2 separate regions of the Homo sapiens genome follow, and region 2 is linked to region 1. A link is a loop called in an ENCODE intact Hi-C map of the cell type or tissue named here. Cell type or tissue: psoas muscle. All regions are shown on one strand. Each heading gives the region's core, and the rest is flanking DNA. Links, peaks and the distances in the headings are about the cores only.

What was found. A loop is a pair of places that touch in the nucleus more often than their neighbours do. Peaks named below come from ENCODE experiments on the same cell type or tissue, not always from the same donor. Only the 100,000 strongest peaks of a DNase experiment are listed, where the experiment ranks them.
Region 2: it touches region 1 in a loop (2.0-fold over the local background); 2 of 110 quality-filtered maps call a loop at or near these places.

Annotation. Positions count from the first base shown.
Region 1 is chr1:230,187,373-230,195,354 of GRCh38, forward strand. The region is part of intron 2 of GALNT2 (polypeptide N-acetylgalactosaminyltransferase 2); the gene reads left to right. Among named protein-coding and RNA genes, the nearest start is that of GALNT2, 120 kb to the left of the region's middle. In psoas muscle, for the core only: no CTCF peak of the experiment used is centred there; a DNase peak (open chromatin) is centred at 3,839; H3K27ac peaks cover 942 bases.
Region 2 is chr1:229,845,184-229,853,165 of GRCh38, forward strand. It overlaps LOC105373162 (a long non-coding RNA gene), which reads right to left. Exons shown (of 4, transcript XR_001737830.1): 2 at 3,642-3,805; 3 at 2,641-2,826. Among named protein-coding and RNA genes, the nearest start is that of LINC01682, 37 kb to the right of the region's middle. In psoas muscle, for the core only: a CTCF peak has its summit at 4,075; no DNase peak of the experiment used is centred there.

The sequences.
Region 1 (7,982 bases), core at 1,557-6,556:
GACTCAGCCCACAGCTCTCAGCCCCTCATGGGAGGAGCAGCATGCAGGTGAGTGGGTGCAGGGGCTGGGGTGAGTGCTTTTGGGCATCGGCAGGAGTAGAACTCTGTGCAGCCCCCCGGCAGCATCTGGGTGGGGCTACCTGTGACCCCTGGAGCCCTAGAGGGCATATGTTACAGTGTGCTCTTAGATTTGCTGTCCACAGATGACTTAAGTGTTAGCTCAGTGCAAGGTCAGTGTGACAGCCTTTTGCATCCACCCTCTTGGTACCTGAATTCTCGTCCGGTGTCCAGGAAGAATCAAGTTGTGCAAACAAATTGAAGGATGGTGAATGTGGAGGACTTTATTGAGCACTGGAAGTGGCTCTCAGTGGGATGGGAAGCTAGAAAGGGGGTTAAGTGGGAAGATGGTCTTCCCCTGGAGTCCTGCTGTCCCCAGCCAAACTCTTCTCCAAAGTCCTGCTGTCAAGCTGTCCCTCTGAAATCAAGCTGATTCTCTCCAACATCCGGCTGTTTCTTCTCTCCTTCTCTATTGCTTTGCTGGTAGGGCCTGGGGTTTTTATGGGTACAAGATGGAGGGTGGGGCGGGCCGGGGTGGTTTTGGAAAAGGCAACATTCGGGCAGGAAAACAGAAATGCATGTTCTCACTTTGGGCCCTACGGTTCCAGGCTTGAGGGTGTGGCGTTTGCTAGGGACCACTCTCTCCTACCCAGTATTTCCCTGCCTCCTGTTTGTATCATAAAGTGTATTTAAAATAAGCTATTATAAAGGATGAGGAAAATACTTGACAATGTCTGTCATTTTCTTTCTTTGCCCCAGAAGATTGTCTTATGTGGCCCCACTTTGGAGACTACCACTCTTGGGGCTGCCGTGGTCACAAAAACCCAGATTATTGTTTTAACTCTATTTCTTGCCTTGGTTCATCGTACTTTGGGGAAGAATCTGGAATTTGTATAAAGTATACCACCCAAGTGGCAGTCCCAGCTGGAAGTCATGGAATGGGGGCAAGAACAATAACCTGGGAGCACGGGATCTGGGTTCGGAACAAGGATGATGGCCGGGAGCTCTAGGCTCAGCTGTGCCACCAGTCCTGTGGCCTTAGACAAGTTAAGGAGTATTTGGGTTTTGTTTTCCTTGTCTGTAAAATTTAGATACATTCTTGCTCTAAAACTCTTTGATTCTGTTAACTGTGTCTTACCATTTCCCTTTAATCTCTATTCTCAGATTGGAATCACCAATTTTATTTTCTTTTACATGCTGTAAAAATATATCTCTGTAGTTCCCCCCACCCTCATACCACATTTCAGGTCTACTGTGGATGAGTTTTTGCCCATAAACTCTGTGACCCTTGCTTCTATTTCAGCATCATGCTTTCTACTTGGAACCACTGAATTTTTTTTTTCAGTGTTGGTTTTTAAAATATTGTCTTCAAATAGAGTATGTATATTAGTCAATATTTTGTATTTTGGAAATCTATCTGATAGAGAAGAATGTCATTTTTTCCCCTTGGTGTGGAAAAACTTCTGGATTGAAAAATAAGTTTCTCCCTGTAATTGTCTCTGAATCTGACCAGCCAGCCAGCTGGCAGAAGGACTGGCAAAGGAGCGGGGGCCGGAAGAGGAGCAGGGGCCAGTAGAGGAGTGGGGCCGGAAGAGGAGCAGGGGCAGCTGTAGGGGCTAGAAGGCCGAGGTCTGCCTCTGAGGACAGCTGTTGATGAGGTTCTTGTTGGAGATCTCTCACCCTTTGGTCAACGTGGCCTTTTGGAGCAGATTTTCTCTTTGCCTTTATGAGACCTTAGTGTCATTCTTGTATTCCTTAGTAACCTTGTGTAAAGGGCTGAGGCTTAGGAGAGACGAGGGTAGGGAGAGAGTTCAGAAAGGAGAGTCCTAAGGCCGTCTGGATTCTCCTTGAGCCCCCTCCCCATCCTGGTCCTGGGCTGTGTCTTCATCACAGCCACCCCTCCCCGATGTGCTGTTGGTTCAGTTACCCCAGACAGTGGATTTCTCAGAACAGAAATTGCTAATGTTCACGTAAAGATGAATGAAATGGGAATGATGAAATGTGTTAAGAGAACTTAAATCCAGGGTGTGAATTGCCACTGATCCTAACAGAGACGTTTTAGCTTTTCTACTTCCCACCTGCCGGAAGAAAGATGAGATAAACCACTTGTGTTATTTGTTCAGCATTGCTGCAGCATCAGAGAGGAGTGTTCCCCGACCCTTTGTTTTTCTAGGTGACTTAATGGGTTCTGGCATTGTGCATTTATCTTTTTAATTGTGGTAAAAGATGCGTAACACTAAAGTTGCCATTTTAAGCGTTGTTAAGCATACAGGTCCGTGGCATTAAGCGCATTCACAGTGTTGTGCAGTCATCACCACCATCAATTAGAGCTGTTTTCATCTTGCAAAATGGAAACTGTACCCATGTAGTACCAATGTCCCATTCCTCCCTCTCCCAGGCCCTGGTATTCCTGTTTCTATGAATTTGGTTCCTCTGGGTCCCTCATATGAGTGCAGCCTTACAGTACTTGTCCTTTATTTCTGGCTTGTTCACTTAGCATAACTCCTCCAGGTTCACCCATGTTGTGGGTCAGAATTCCCTTCCTGTGTCTCTGTGAACCATGTGCCCTGTGATACATGTCGTGTGAGGTGGAACCGTGTGACACTTGTGGGGAGCGAAGTCTACGTAGTTCTTCATGAGCCAGGCCTGAGGCCAGTGATCTGCACAGTGTTGTCATAAGGAAAATAAGTGGCTGTCAGTGTCTTTAGGGAAGCATCTTTTAAAAAGCAAGCAATGTGTGTATTGTACGTTTTAGAAATTCAGATAAGCAAAAATAAGAAAATTATATTCATACATAATTCTACCATCCAGAAACAACCACCATTCCTCTCCCACTGCGTGTTCCTCCATACTTGCCCTGGGCGTATACCCAGGTGGGTGTGCTGCCCCCATAGCTGAGACGAAGGGGTCTCCTCTGCATGGGATGCGCCAAGACCCACGCACTTGAAGCCTCAGGCCTTGCACAGTTTCTTAGAGTTGGCTCCTGGGACCAAATGCTCCTGAAGCATCTGGCCTCTCTGACAACAGGTCCTGAGTTTTATCCCACATTCAAAGTTCAATCTTTTCGTGAATTTCTATGAAAATTCAGGTCATCCACAAGGTGACTAGCATTTCAGTAGATTTGGGGGATTTGCTGAGACGTCTCTCCACACACGCCCATCTCTCTTTCAGAGCCCCCTCTGGGCTCTGACTCCCTGATCGGGGGCCACCCTCCTCTCTCTTCTCTCCTGAAACGGGGCCTTTTTCTATGGGCAGTTCCCTACCATCTGCTTACAGCTAGATTTTTACAAATACAGCACTGTGGTGTACCATCTCTGCTTGGGCGATATATCGGGAACTCCTTTTCACATCCATAAACATCTCCTATAGCATTTTAATGGCAGCAACATCTCGACCGCCATCGGCTCATTGAACTTATTTTTTGTTGTGGGACATAAAGAGGGGTTCCAGCCAGTATCCTGAGAGGTAAATCTTTGTTTAAGTCCATGATTATTTTCTTGAAATGAATTCCTAAAAGTGAAATTGCAGGGTCAATGGCAATGCATGCATTTTTTAATATTAGTTGCCATTTTATCTTCCACAGGGGGCCTATTTTCTTACTCTAGCCAACATTAAAAAATCTTCATTGTCCTTCTCCTGTTCCAACAAGCAAGAAAGTGGAGACCAAGGGCTGAGATCAGTAGCCAGAAATGTAATGGAGCTGTTTAAAAATAGTTATCTTAAGCTTTATTAGTCGAAATACAGTGTCTAGAAGCAGTCACGTGACATCCAGTGTTCTCTGGGCTCCCACCCCATAGCTGAAGTGTTTAGTTCTCTTCAGAGCACAGAGTGTTCAGGGATGCTGATAAACTAGAGTTAGTCCGGCTGACAGTGACTCAGATTTTGAGGAAGCGGAAGCAGTGTCCGATGAGGAACATGTGCAGTAACTGTGGATGTTTTTACAGAAGGGCTTCCAAGGGGAAGTGGGATCATGATGTCTGAATATTTGAAAGGCTACCATATAAAAGAGGCTGAAGACTTTTTTTCTCTTTTTATTTGAGACTTCTGTTTCTTTTATTTGAGCAGAAATTAGAGGGAAGCATTTTTTTGTTTCTGTTGTTGTTTTGAGACAGGGTCTCACCAACCCAGGTTGGAGTGCAGTAGTGCAATCATAGCTCACTGCAGCCTCAAAGTCCTGGGCTTAAGCAGTCCTCCTGCTTCAGCCTCCCACACAGCTAGGACTACGGGTATGTGCCACTATGCCAGACACATTTTTAAAATTTTTTGCAGAGACAGCATCTCGCTATGTTCCCCAGGCTGATCTCAAACTCCTGAGCCCAAGTGATCCCTATTCCTTGGCCTCCCAAAGTGCTGGGATCATAGGCGTGAGCCACCGTGCCCATTCAGGAAGCAGCGTTTGTTTTTATCTGAGGAAGCCCCCACCAACAGTTCTCGCTGTCCAGTGAAACAGCTGCCTTTTGAAACGGGGGGCTCCCCATGCTCAGCACCTCTTCAGCTGTGGCTGGACATTAGGGACTGTAATGGAAAGATTTTCACACCTGGAGAGATGATGTCCACAGTTCCTTCTGAGTCCAACAACAGGTGATGCCAGTGTTTCAGAGACAGGAACACCTGCTCTCAAAGTCAGAGACTCAGTCACTCCAGGGTGGAGACAGGACTGGCACTGCCACCTGAAAGGGGGCTGGGCAGCTGAGAACTGCACAGGCATGCAGGGTTGCTTTTTGGTGTTTCGCTTCAATTTTCCCCACTTAAAAGTGAGTTGTCGGGTGCAGTGGAGGGAACACAGACTGGGCATAATTAGGACCTGGGTTTGAGTTGTGGTTCCATCGTCTTACAGCTGTGATATGTTGGATAAGTTTAACTTCTGTGCCTTAGTTTCCTAACTTGTAAAGCAGAAACCCTCATATTTGACATGGTTATGGTATGGTGTGGACAAGGTCTTGTATGAAGTAGCAGACCAAGTAGTCACTGGTTAACAGATGCTGTCTTTCTCTCCTTCTGTCTTTTTCATCTGTTGGCTGGGATTCTGGGCAGTAGATTCACTTTGATATTATTACTGATATTTAGGATGAAAAAGAAGATTGGTCAAGACCATGTACAATAGGCTAAATTTATTATGGTTAGGTAGTACAACATATAACGAAAAATGAAGAATTTTCATTTCAAATTTGAAGAAGAGATATAGGATGATTCATACATGAAGATTTATTGCACTTTATCAATTTGATACTGTTTTGTGGTATATTTTTAGTTGTTTTGATAGCACAGATAATTTTAAACAAATGAAAACTATTTCCTCTATAACATCTGATATTTTCTTAGGTTTTCTTTTAAATAGCTTTTTATCACTTCTTTGGATTTCCTGGTTTTTTTGTCCTTAATCATGGATGTGTGGGATTCCCTATTTCAAGAGACGGTTTCTCACAGGTGAAGAAAATTTCCTGTGATACCACATATCCAGTGACAAATAATAAAACATAATTTATGGGCCTTTGTAATTGAAATGGATCTATTTGTTTGTAATCCTGGCCTTGTCCTCGTCTTTTCTTTCATGGTGTAGCATTATGACCTTCTAGAGGAAGAATATTAGGATTTTTTTTCTTTTAAGCACAGTAAAATTACATTCAATTTGAGATCAACCAAATAAATCTGAGAGCCTTGTCCTTTGATATTAAATACATTCTGTTTCCCTTCCTTGGCTGCTTTCCCAGCGGTTGCTCTGTTTTACGTGGGGTAGCTTTAGATTTGTTTAAGCTGTCTTTCCTGGGGAGGATTTGAATGAAGAGTTGCAGTACAGCAGTGAATACCTGTATAGAATCCTGAAGCCTCCTGCAGCCTGAATCCACTGAGACTCTCAGTTTCCTGCACAACGGGACCTGCATCCAGGAAGATACCTCCCCTCCCCTTGTACACCTGCGGGTGGTAGATGACAGCTCTTTGCCCAAGAGCATATGTCCTGATCTGCTGCTGAAGGACAGTCGCAACTGAGAGTCCTCTAAAGACCGCATTTGTGCATGTGCCTGTGCGTGAGCCTCTGTGTGCTGGGGTTTGCATGCGCCTCTCTGTGCTGGGGTGTGCGTGCGCCTCTGTGTGCTGGGGTCTTCATGTGCTTTGTGATGTTAATTCTTTGAAGGGTCAGTTTTATAGGTTTCTGTCATCTTTTTTTTTTCAAATATAAGGTTTAGTAAAAACAAAAATTTTAAGAAAGAAGTGGCATTGTTTGGAAAGGTAGCATTATTTTAAACCAACATTTATTTGAACAAGTCATCCAAATGCAAGTAGTCCCCTGATGACAAAAGCGTCTTTTTCAAAAAGTTCACTTGAAGATTGGTTATTAGGATCCCAGAATGAACTGTCCCATGGAAATGGTGTCCTGAGTGGCACTTAGGAGCGCTGTCTGGCTGTGTCTCTGGCTGCAGCCAGGTCCTAGAGTGTCAGCCACAGAGCTGATGCTGGCGGGGCCCCGAGCAGCCTTCCCGGGGCCTCAGTGCCTATGCTCAGCCTCCACTCCCAGGCACCATGGACCGTTACAGTCGCCAGCCACTCTCTGCTCAAGGGACACTGTCCTGCTCTCCAGCCTCGATAAGATGGGGAGAAAAGTTCCCAAAACTAAACCAGGAAAAAACAGATTCTGAAAAGGTAGCTATAACTCAGAGCCTGGTGGATGGGTTACGGGAGGGAGAAGAAATTCTGTACCCAAGGAAGTAGCAAAGCACAAAACCTTGTGCCCTGAATGATAGCGGGTGTGATGAAGAGTATCAGTGGGGAGGCATGCCGACTAAGTCAAAGATGGGGAAGAGAAAAAAGAAAAAGTTGCTGGGCCTGAAGTCTGTGTAACCCAGGGAGCAGTGGCCGGGTAGTGGCTAGTCAGGACAGTGGGCAGGGATGCGTCCTGCAGAATGGACCGGCAGACAGAAGTGGTGGGAAGTTCACCTCCCACACCAGCCTTAGGGCCCCCTTCTCCTGCAGGGGTCCAGAGCCAGGACTTGTCAGGCCACCGTAGGTCTGCTCTGTCTCTCCAGGTCCTGGCCCTTCTCTCCCAGAGGCAGAAGAATTAACCTGGGCCCATCCCCTCTCTGACTGTACACATTGTTTTTCATGGCTACAGGGATAAGAAGGGAAGGCCTTAGGGCCATCAGTCCAAAGGTAATGGACAAGGAATCTCCCTTCCTCTTGCGGTTAGCCCAGCCCTTCAAATGGACTGGCCTCCATTTGCCATCAGACATCAGATGCAGCTGCGAGGTGGCCAGGAGGGGAGGGACACTCTCCCCACAGTGCCACAGGCCTCTGGGAACAGTGTCAGAACAAGTTGCAGGAACGCCTGTAGGGCTTAGCAGGATGTTCATTTTCATTACTGAAGTGCACTGCTTAGCAGCTTCCGGGCTGGGCCCCCATCCACCATAGAGGGGAGCAGAGAGAGCTGTGGCAGCCTATTCCAGTGCGTGCGGAGGGGTCAGTGCTGAAGATGACAAGCATAGGTCTGTGGACACGAGGGGAGGAGAGAGAGCAAGAAGAGCATCCCAGCTCTGCGGGGAGAAGAAGTGGAGCCTGCCCGTTCCCATTGGGCCTCCATCTTCTCTGTCCAGACTTGATCTCCAAACTGAAAAGGGTACAGCAAACAAGGTTAGAAGGGTATTGAAGTCTGAGTCAGGTGGAGAGAGACAGGACTCATTTTAAACGGCTTTCAGTGAATGTGTCTCCAAGTCCGGACCAAGGTCAAGACAGGGAGGGCACAGCCAGAACCCGAGAGGTGGCTATAATTTCTGGGGAGTGACTTGGGAGTCACTGAGGTGCCGGCAGAGCAGGAACAAACACCATTGTCTCTGTGTTTGTTGCTGTGTTCAGTGGCAGTTAGATGTGGTTAAACTTGAGCTCTAGCCTTGGTGGAATTTCAAGTTATTAGACAGAAGAGTGGAAGCACTTATA
Region 2 (7,982 bases), core at 1,746-6,745, 340 kb before region 1:
GTTTCTATTATGTTCTTCTGATGTTCTAAAAACATATATTTTGGGTCTTCTTTCTTGGTGATTTATTTCCGTTGATACCTCTTTTTCATGTTCTCTGTTTGTCTCATTTTGTGTGCTATTTCTTAATATTTACTTTCCAGTTCACCAATTTTCTCTTTGAATCTGATACGTTATTTAAGTCATTCATTGAGTTTCTAATATCAATTATATTTTCCCTTTTTAGAAGTTTTGCTTGGTACTTTTAGGATCTACCTAGTGATTTTATAGTCTTTTGTTCTTCACTTAGATATTTTTCTGAAATTCCCTGGTATTTCTTTAAATGTAATAATAGATTTTTTTTTTTCTGTATCTGATGATTGCCATACCTGTTGTTTTTGCAGTACTTATTTTGTGGTTTGTAGCTTCTGCTGACTTTCTCATGGTGACTTACTTCCTCATATATTTAGTGACTTTTGACTGGGAGCTCAAGTCCCTTGTACTTCTTAGAGTTGTGTTTTGCAGAGAGAATTGGGAATTGACACTTTCCTTTGCCAAGATCTGGGGAAGCGCCAACTTGGGATTACTTTATGTAGATATTTGTCTTGGAAGTTTTGAGGCCATTCATAGAGTGGGAATTCAGACTCCAGATCTGAATGAGTGTGGGTGAGTGGCTAGGAATTTTCAGAAGGTATGTGATTGATTGATTGATTGAGGGATTGCTATTTCAGAACCAAGGCAAAAACAGGCAGTTATTCCCTCTGCCTCCCTCTGCAGGATGGGCTGTGCCCTAGTTCACCCATGGGGATGTGTTACCTTACAGGAATGATGACTTTCTCGAAGGGTTTCTGACGTGATCTCCCACCCTGACCAGACACCTGGCTACTTCTAAACCCGTATCACCCCATCATCTTCTGAACCTGATCTCAGCCCCCAGGGATCAGCATGGAGTCTCAGAAAAAAACCTCATTTCTGATGCTCTCAGGATTGTGCTTGTTGCTATCATCTTAGTCAGGCGTTCAAAAGAATGTTTGAGATGTCTCCCCCAGCAGCTTTAGGTGTTTGTACTGAAAGGCACTATCAGAAATGAAAATTTTCAAATACAGCCTATGTGGCAGGCTCTGTTCTAGGCATTGGAAATCCAGTAAACAAAAGAGACCACAATCTCTGCTCTCATGGAGTCTTAATGGGGGAAGACAAGACATTAAAAATATAAACGACTAAATATATAGTAATAGACAATGATTAGTGTTCAAGAGAAAAATAAGGCAGGTGAGTGAGTAGAAGAATGCCAGGGGCCAGGAATGGGGATTGATTTTAAAGAAGTTGATGACCGGAGGCCTTGCTGAGCAAACACCTGAGAAGGTGGGGGCCAGGTGTGTTTATGGCAGCGAAGGCTGCCCCAGGCAGAGGGAACATAATAATCCCCTTGTCTCCAAGAGGAAGTTAAAACTGCGTAGCTTGTCATTTACAACATGTACCCTAAAACTTAAAGTATAATAAAAAAAAACAAGCAAACAAAAAAATGCATAGCGTGTGCCTCCACTTGAAGACAGAGGAAGGCTTTTCTAAGGGAAGATGTTCTAGATGCTGTGGAAATACCGAGCAGCCATATTCTAAGCACTGTGGCTGCCTCTGCTTCGGGAACTTTCCATGGGGCACCAGGCTCCCTGCACAGTGCATTCTCTCTGTGCCAGTCACCAAATGCCAATGAATGCTTAACGGCCCGGTGTCACCCCTCCTCTTTCTGCCCTGTTATTTTTCTCCTCCTCACAGGTATATTTTCTTTCCTCACACAGTTTTTATCCACTGTGTTATTCAGAGCCTTGTGGTGTTTAAATGAACAAACTCGTCATGAATATGACATAAAGGAAGCTTTGGACCCTCATGGTGGCTGATGACACATATGCAGAGTTTCCCAAGGTGCTTAATTTTTTTTGTTGTTGTTGTTTTTTTGAGACAGAGTCTTGCTCTGTCACCCAGGCGGGAGTGCAAGGGCGTAATCTCGGTTCACTGCAACCTCTGCCTCACGGGCTCAAGCAATTCTCCTGCTTCAGCCTGCTGAGTAGCTGAGATTACAGGCGTCCACCACCATGCCCAGCTCATTTTTGTATTTTTAGTAGAGATGGGGTTTCATCATGTTGGTCAAGCTGGTCTCGAACCCCTGACCTCAGGCGATCTGCCCTCCTGGGCCTCTGAAAGTGCTGGGATTACAGGTTTGAGCCACTTTGCCTGGTCCCAAGGTGCTTAATTTAAAACATACAACCTTGCTGACTTGCATTGAACATGCCAGTTTCCCTGAAAAGTTTTATCAGAGTAAGCTAAATTATTTGGTCATCCTCTCATTTCACCCCCAGTACCCCTCAGGAATTCTATGTGGAGATGGAGAAAAGGGTTTCTGTTACAGGTCCCAGGGTTCAGGAGCAGCAGAATGACCAAGGCAAATCTGTTGGGGAACATCTTTGGCCTCCTACAGGGATGGGACCAGGACGTGTGGGCTTGGGTAGGGTCACTGCTCTGTTTCTTTCTGGCAGCCCCATGGCAGGAGTATCCTTCGAGAGCATCCCTTTGCCCTGTTGAATGCTGCTTTGACAGTGCAAACCAGCATCAAATCTGTTGCAGGAATGCTTTAGAAAAGGTATAGGAAAGACTTTTTTCACCCACCTTTCTAGTCTTCTTGAACAAAAAGGAAGGTTCAACGAGGCATGACCTTCCATTTCTTAGAGTGGCAGTGGTGGTGTTCTGATGTTGAATGGTAAAGTGCAGCGCCTCTCCAAGTTCTCCATATAAGTTGTCCTAACCAAACATCTCCGTTCCAGTCTGGCACCTGGGGGTTCAGCACACGGTGACCTACCATGTGGCCAACATGCATTTGTAGAAATTTGTGTCACGTGAAAATTTATGGGAGTTTTTCATTCTACTCAATGAGAGATTGCTGTATGTTTTGCACAGTGTTAGTCCTAAAACACATCAAGTAGAATTGTTGATCCAGAAGTTACAGCACATGTGGCCCATGGCCCTGCATGGGCTGGGTTCACCACCAGGTGCCTCCTGGGAGTGGGTGTCCCATCTGAGAAGCGCAGGTGGTGGAAAGAACCCAGGCCTGGGAGTCAGGAGGTCTGCATTCTAGCCCTGGCTCTGTCACACTTGCCGGAGGACCTCAGACTGCGATTTCTGGGCTTTAGTTTGCCCATCTGTAAAATGGGAGCATCGGGCAAGGTGATCTCCTTGATTCTTCCCAGCTTGATCATCCTGGAATGCACCACTCTAGGTACACCCCTTGGTTGCATTCTATTAATTTGGAAAGGATTTTCCATCAGAATCAAACACTTTCTGCTTGTTTTTAGCCCAGTAGTGGCATTTTTAGTGAAGTCAGTGGAAAATAGCTTCAGTTACTTCTAAATGGTAATAGGGAAAAGTAATATTCTTTTCCTATTTTAAAAGTCTCAGATTCTGAAACCCCACCATAAGTCTGAGTAACACAACTGCAGGCCTACTAGCATGCTTGGGATCTAAGGTAATGAGGCCACAACCTAGGTCCTAATTCCCTTCTTCCAAAGAGTATCCAGTAAATTCCTCATGCTTCACTAGCCTCTTGCCCCATGGGAAATGGGGAGTGAGATTCAACTATTTGTTTTTGGAGGCACAAAGTGGAAAAGACTTACCAAGGTTTGAATCAAGGTTGTCTTAGAGCCACAGGTAGAAGCAAGAGGGTCTCTTGACTTTGTCTGAAACTCTTTGACTTGGCACAGGAATGAAAGTCGTATCATTGAAGAACTCTTGATATGATGAGGTCATGTATGTGGAAGCTCTTGCACATGGTTAGGTACTGTATAAACATAAAGTACAAATATCAGTAGACTTTCATGTGCACAATGAGGAGTCTGCATTGCTGTTTTGATAAACAATAAATACTTCCCTCCTTCTCCCATAATCTATTCATGTTCGTTCTATTTGCATTGGTGTGCGAATTAGTCTCTTCCCCTTCAAACAAGTCAGTTTAGCTAGAAGCATTAAACATAATTAAGTAGACAGGCATAAGCGTCTTGCTGGCAGAAGAACAAAAAAAATCAAGGCAATTTGTTGGAAATACTGCCCCTAGAGGACACAGGGCCACTTATGGCTGCAGTGGAATGGTGGTATGGTACAGCTTCTAGGGACCTTGGGGATCGTTTAGCTCTTGAGCACCTGGTGAAATGTAGCTTCCTTGGCCTGAGGTGTTGGTCTGTCTAAGATATTTCATTAAAAAAAAAACATTTTGCATCTTCGATAGACGATGTGAACAAATGGAATGAACTGGCCTTCCCACTTAGCCCCTGCCAGCTTACTGTAAATGACTGCTGCCAGGTGTCACCTTAGCAGGACTGAACCATTGATCACGGCAAATGGAGCTGTAGGTAATTAAGTACATAATTTTAAGCCATTCAAGTGAAATTCCATAAGAAGTACATCATGAAACTGGGAATTATGTAGAATTACTGGCAAAAGGAAACCGAGTGTGAATACAGTCTTTCCCTAACACCTGATTCACGTCCAACATCACCACACAGAGTAAGTTTCTTTCTTTCTTTTTTATTTTTTGAGACAGGTCTTGCTCTGTCACCCAGGCTGAAGTGCAGTGGCACAATCATAGTTCACCACAGCATTAAGCTCTTGGGCTCTAGTGATACTCCCAGCTCAGCTTCTGGTGTAGGTGGGACTACAGGTGCATGCCAGCATGCCTGGCTACATTTTAAAATTTTTTTTGTAGAGGTAGAGTCTTGCTTTACTGCCCAGGCTGGTCTCAAACTCTTGCCTTCAAGCGACCTTCCCAAAGTGCTGGGATTACAGGTACCCATCATCATGACCAGCTAATTTTAAACAATATTTTTTGTAGAGATGGGGGTCTCACTATATTGCCCAGGCTGCTCTCAAACTCCTGGCCTCAAGTGATCCTCCTGCTTTGGCCTCCCAAAGTGCTGGGATCACAGCAGGGAGCCACTGCACCTGGCTGGAGAGTGTTAAGTTTCTATGTGACCCAGGACTCGTTATCTTCACAGGTATGGCTGTCTGATGGGGTATGCTTTTGGTTAGAACTGGAATCTGGGATCCTCCAGAAGGAAGAACAGTAGGGCTCAGCAGAGGAGCAGGAGGGCAGGAAGCAGTGACCAACGGGCTAGAGGGACATGGGGACTACAAAGGATGTCCTTGTCCTCTGTCCCAGGGCAGTGGGACAGAGCAGGGCCAGGCATCAGGGTGAGGCAGACCCATCAACAACAGTTCAGGTAAGCCTGGTGCCAGGGCACCCTACAGAGGGTGAAGCAGGTGGCAATGAGAGATCCCTGTCCTCCCTCCCCTTCTGGCCCCATGAGGCTGTAGAGGTTCTGGGGCTTAGAGAAAGGCCAGCAGTGAGTGGGATACTGGGTGTGGGGCCAAAACATCCCAAAGGCAGTGCCCAGTGGTGCAGCTTGAGGACGGGCCCACAGGCAAGCGTCAGCAGAGGGGAGCAGTCTGGCTGGAGCAACAGAACAGGAGTAAGAGAACAGAGGGGCTTTAACAAATGTTAAGGACAGGAAGAGACTCCTGTGACCAAGAGAGAGGCCACCTGATTGAAGCTTCTCCAAGGGGCCTGCAGCCTTGGATCTGGGTGGAGGGGAAGCCCTTAGGGACACGGAGCCTCTTTGGACACCTTCACGGGGAGGCCAGAGCCTCAGAGGAGTCCAGAGCCCTGTGGATTCCCAGAAAGACTCACACTGGTGCCCAGGGGCCTGGGATGCAAGAGCTGATCTTCAGGAGGGTTGCAGAGCTGGGCAGGACACCCAGCTCCCGCCCCAGACCCAACTGGGGATTTGGGTTCAGAGCAGGGCTTCCAGACAGAGCAACTGTCTTTTGCTAGGAAGGCCACATCCAGCAAGTGGAGCTCAGGGAGTGCCGCCAGACAGTCTTCCTCCCAGCACCCAGGTCTCTCTCCTATGCCTGGCTATGGGACCCCAGGTCCCTAAACTGAAGTACATTTTATGTCCCCAGGAGCCTGCCGTCTCCTGATCTTTGCCTTAGGTCCTCAGGGTGATTCATGCCACCCCTGGCTCTGATCTGGATTGTGGCAAAGCTCCTCGTCCATCTCCCACATTCACCATTGGCTCTGAGGTCCATTCTTCAGACCAAGGCCAGGGGCCTTGGTAAACAGCTAACCTAATCACACCACTCATCTGCTTGAAACTCTTCTGTCGCTGGGATAATTCCAGACACCTGACCAAGCCGAACCATCCAGCCCCTGTCTCCCTCCCAGGATCCCCTCCTGGCCTCGGAGCCTTCACCAGGGCACCGCTCCACACCAGGGCCTTTTCTGGCATCTTCGTCAAAGAAACACCTCTTTTCTACCTTGGCACAAATGTTCCTCCCTCAAGGCTACTGGCCCTCAGGCGCCCATGCCCTCTGGGCCTGCATTTCTCCAGTATCGCTTACTGTGGCTGTCATGGAACAAGGAGCTAGGCACAGAGCTGCTTCACGTCTGACTTCCCCAGAGGGTGTCAGGCAGCCGGATGAAGCAGGGCTGCTGTGTTGATCATCTGCCTGGTGCTGACCTCACCCCTTACGTGAAGAGCATTCACCAGCCAGGACTGGTGGGCCAATGAGGGGTCAGTGGTACAGGCAACACTACTCTGTTGAAGAAAGGGGAACCAACTTCTGACACACAGCAACAGGGGTGAATCTCAAAATGATCAGCCTGAGTGAAAGCCAGACACAGGAATACTTCTGATGCGGTTCCCTTTGTAGAACATTCTAGACATTTCAAATGAAATTGTTGTGACGGAAAGCAGGTTGGTGGTTGCTTGAGCCAGGGGGTGGAGAGGGAGGTAAAGTGTGTGGGTCAGGAGGGAACTTTCTGGGGTGATTCTGCACAGTCTATGTCTTTGCCAGGACAGTGATATCAAAGCTCATCAAACTGTATACTTTATTATTATTTTTTTCAAATTTTGTTTACCTTTTTTTTTAGTGATAGGGTCTTGTAATGTTGTCCAGGCTGGTCTTGAACGAACTCGTGGCCTTAAGGATCCTCCTACACAATGCCCTGGAGTGCTGGGATTATTGGCCTGAGCCACTGTGCCCAGCCCAAATTGTATACTTAAAATGAACGCAGCTTACTGTACACAAATTACACGTAAATAAAGTTGACTATTTTTTTAATTTAAAAATGTCACCAAATGGCATAATGCATGCTGATGACACACTCACTGCCTCTGTCATGACTAGACCTGAGCTGTACTAAGTCTGGTCCAGCGATAATTCCCCCTCCCCACCCCATTGAGTGCCATGCACCCTGCATGGTGTTTTACATGATTTCAATCAATGCATTTGACAGTCCTCTGAAGTGATGTTTCAGATGCTCTGAGCACTGCCCCTGCCAGCCCTCATCCACCGTTCCTGTTTGTAGGTCATGCTTAGCTTGTGGCCAGAGCCCATTGGACCCGGGTATGCCCAAGTGGGGCCAACCAGACCCTTTTCTTTGGTCATTTGCCCTGAGAGACTCAGAGCTCAGGTCCTATCATGTGTGCCTCAGAGCATCGTAGCAGGGTAAACGGAGGCCTCTGGAAGCTGGAACACAGAGAAGGGCTTGGGGAGGTGTTGAGAGTTATAGGCACTGGGTCTGGGGGCCGTCTGTCTCCCCCACGGCCCCCACTAGCTCTGCCTTGGGCCCCAGGAACTTCCTATGTAACCCACATTCGTCTCCAAGTGAGTGTCTGTTTCTGAGAACCAAATTAGTCCTCATAAAGTAGATATTCATATCTGCATTTCACAGGGGAGAAATGGAGGTTTAGGGAGGGTAAAAGACTTGTTCAAGGACATGTAGCTAATTCATATTTGATGTTTGTCAAGCTCCAGAGCTGTGTCCTTTACAGATGGGCTCTGGTGCCACCATAGTCCAAAGGAATAAAGTCAGTGTGGACTATGTGTTTCCCAGGCACCCTTCTCTGAGGTGGTGGCTGCCTCAGCAAGAGGAGGCCTAGGAGGTTGCAAAAACTGGC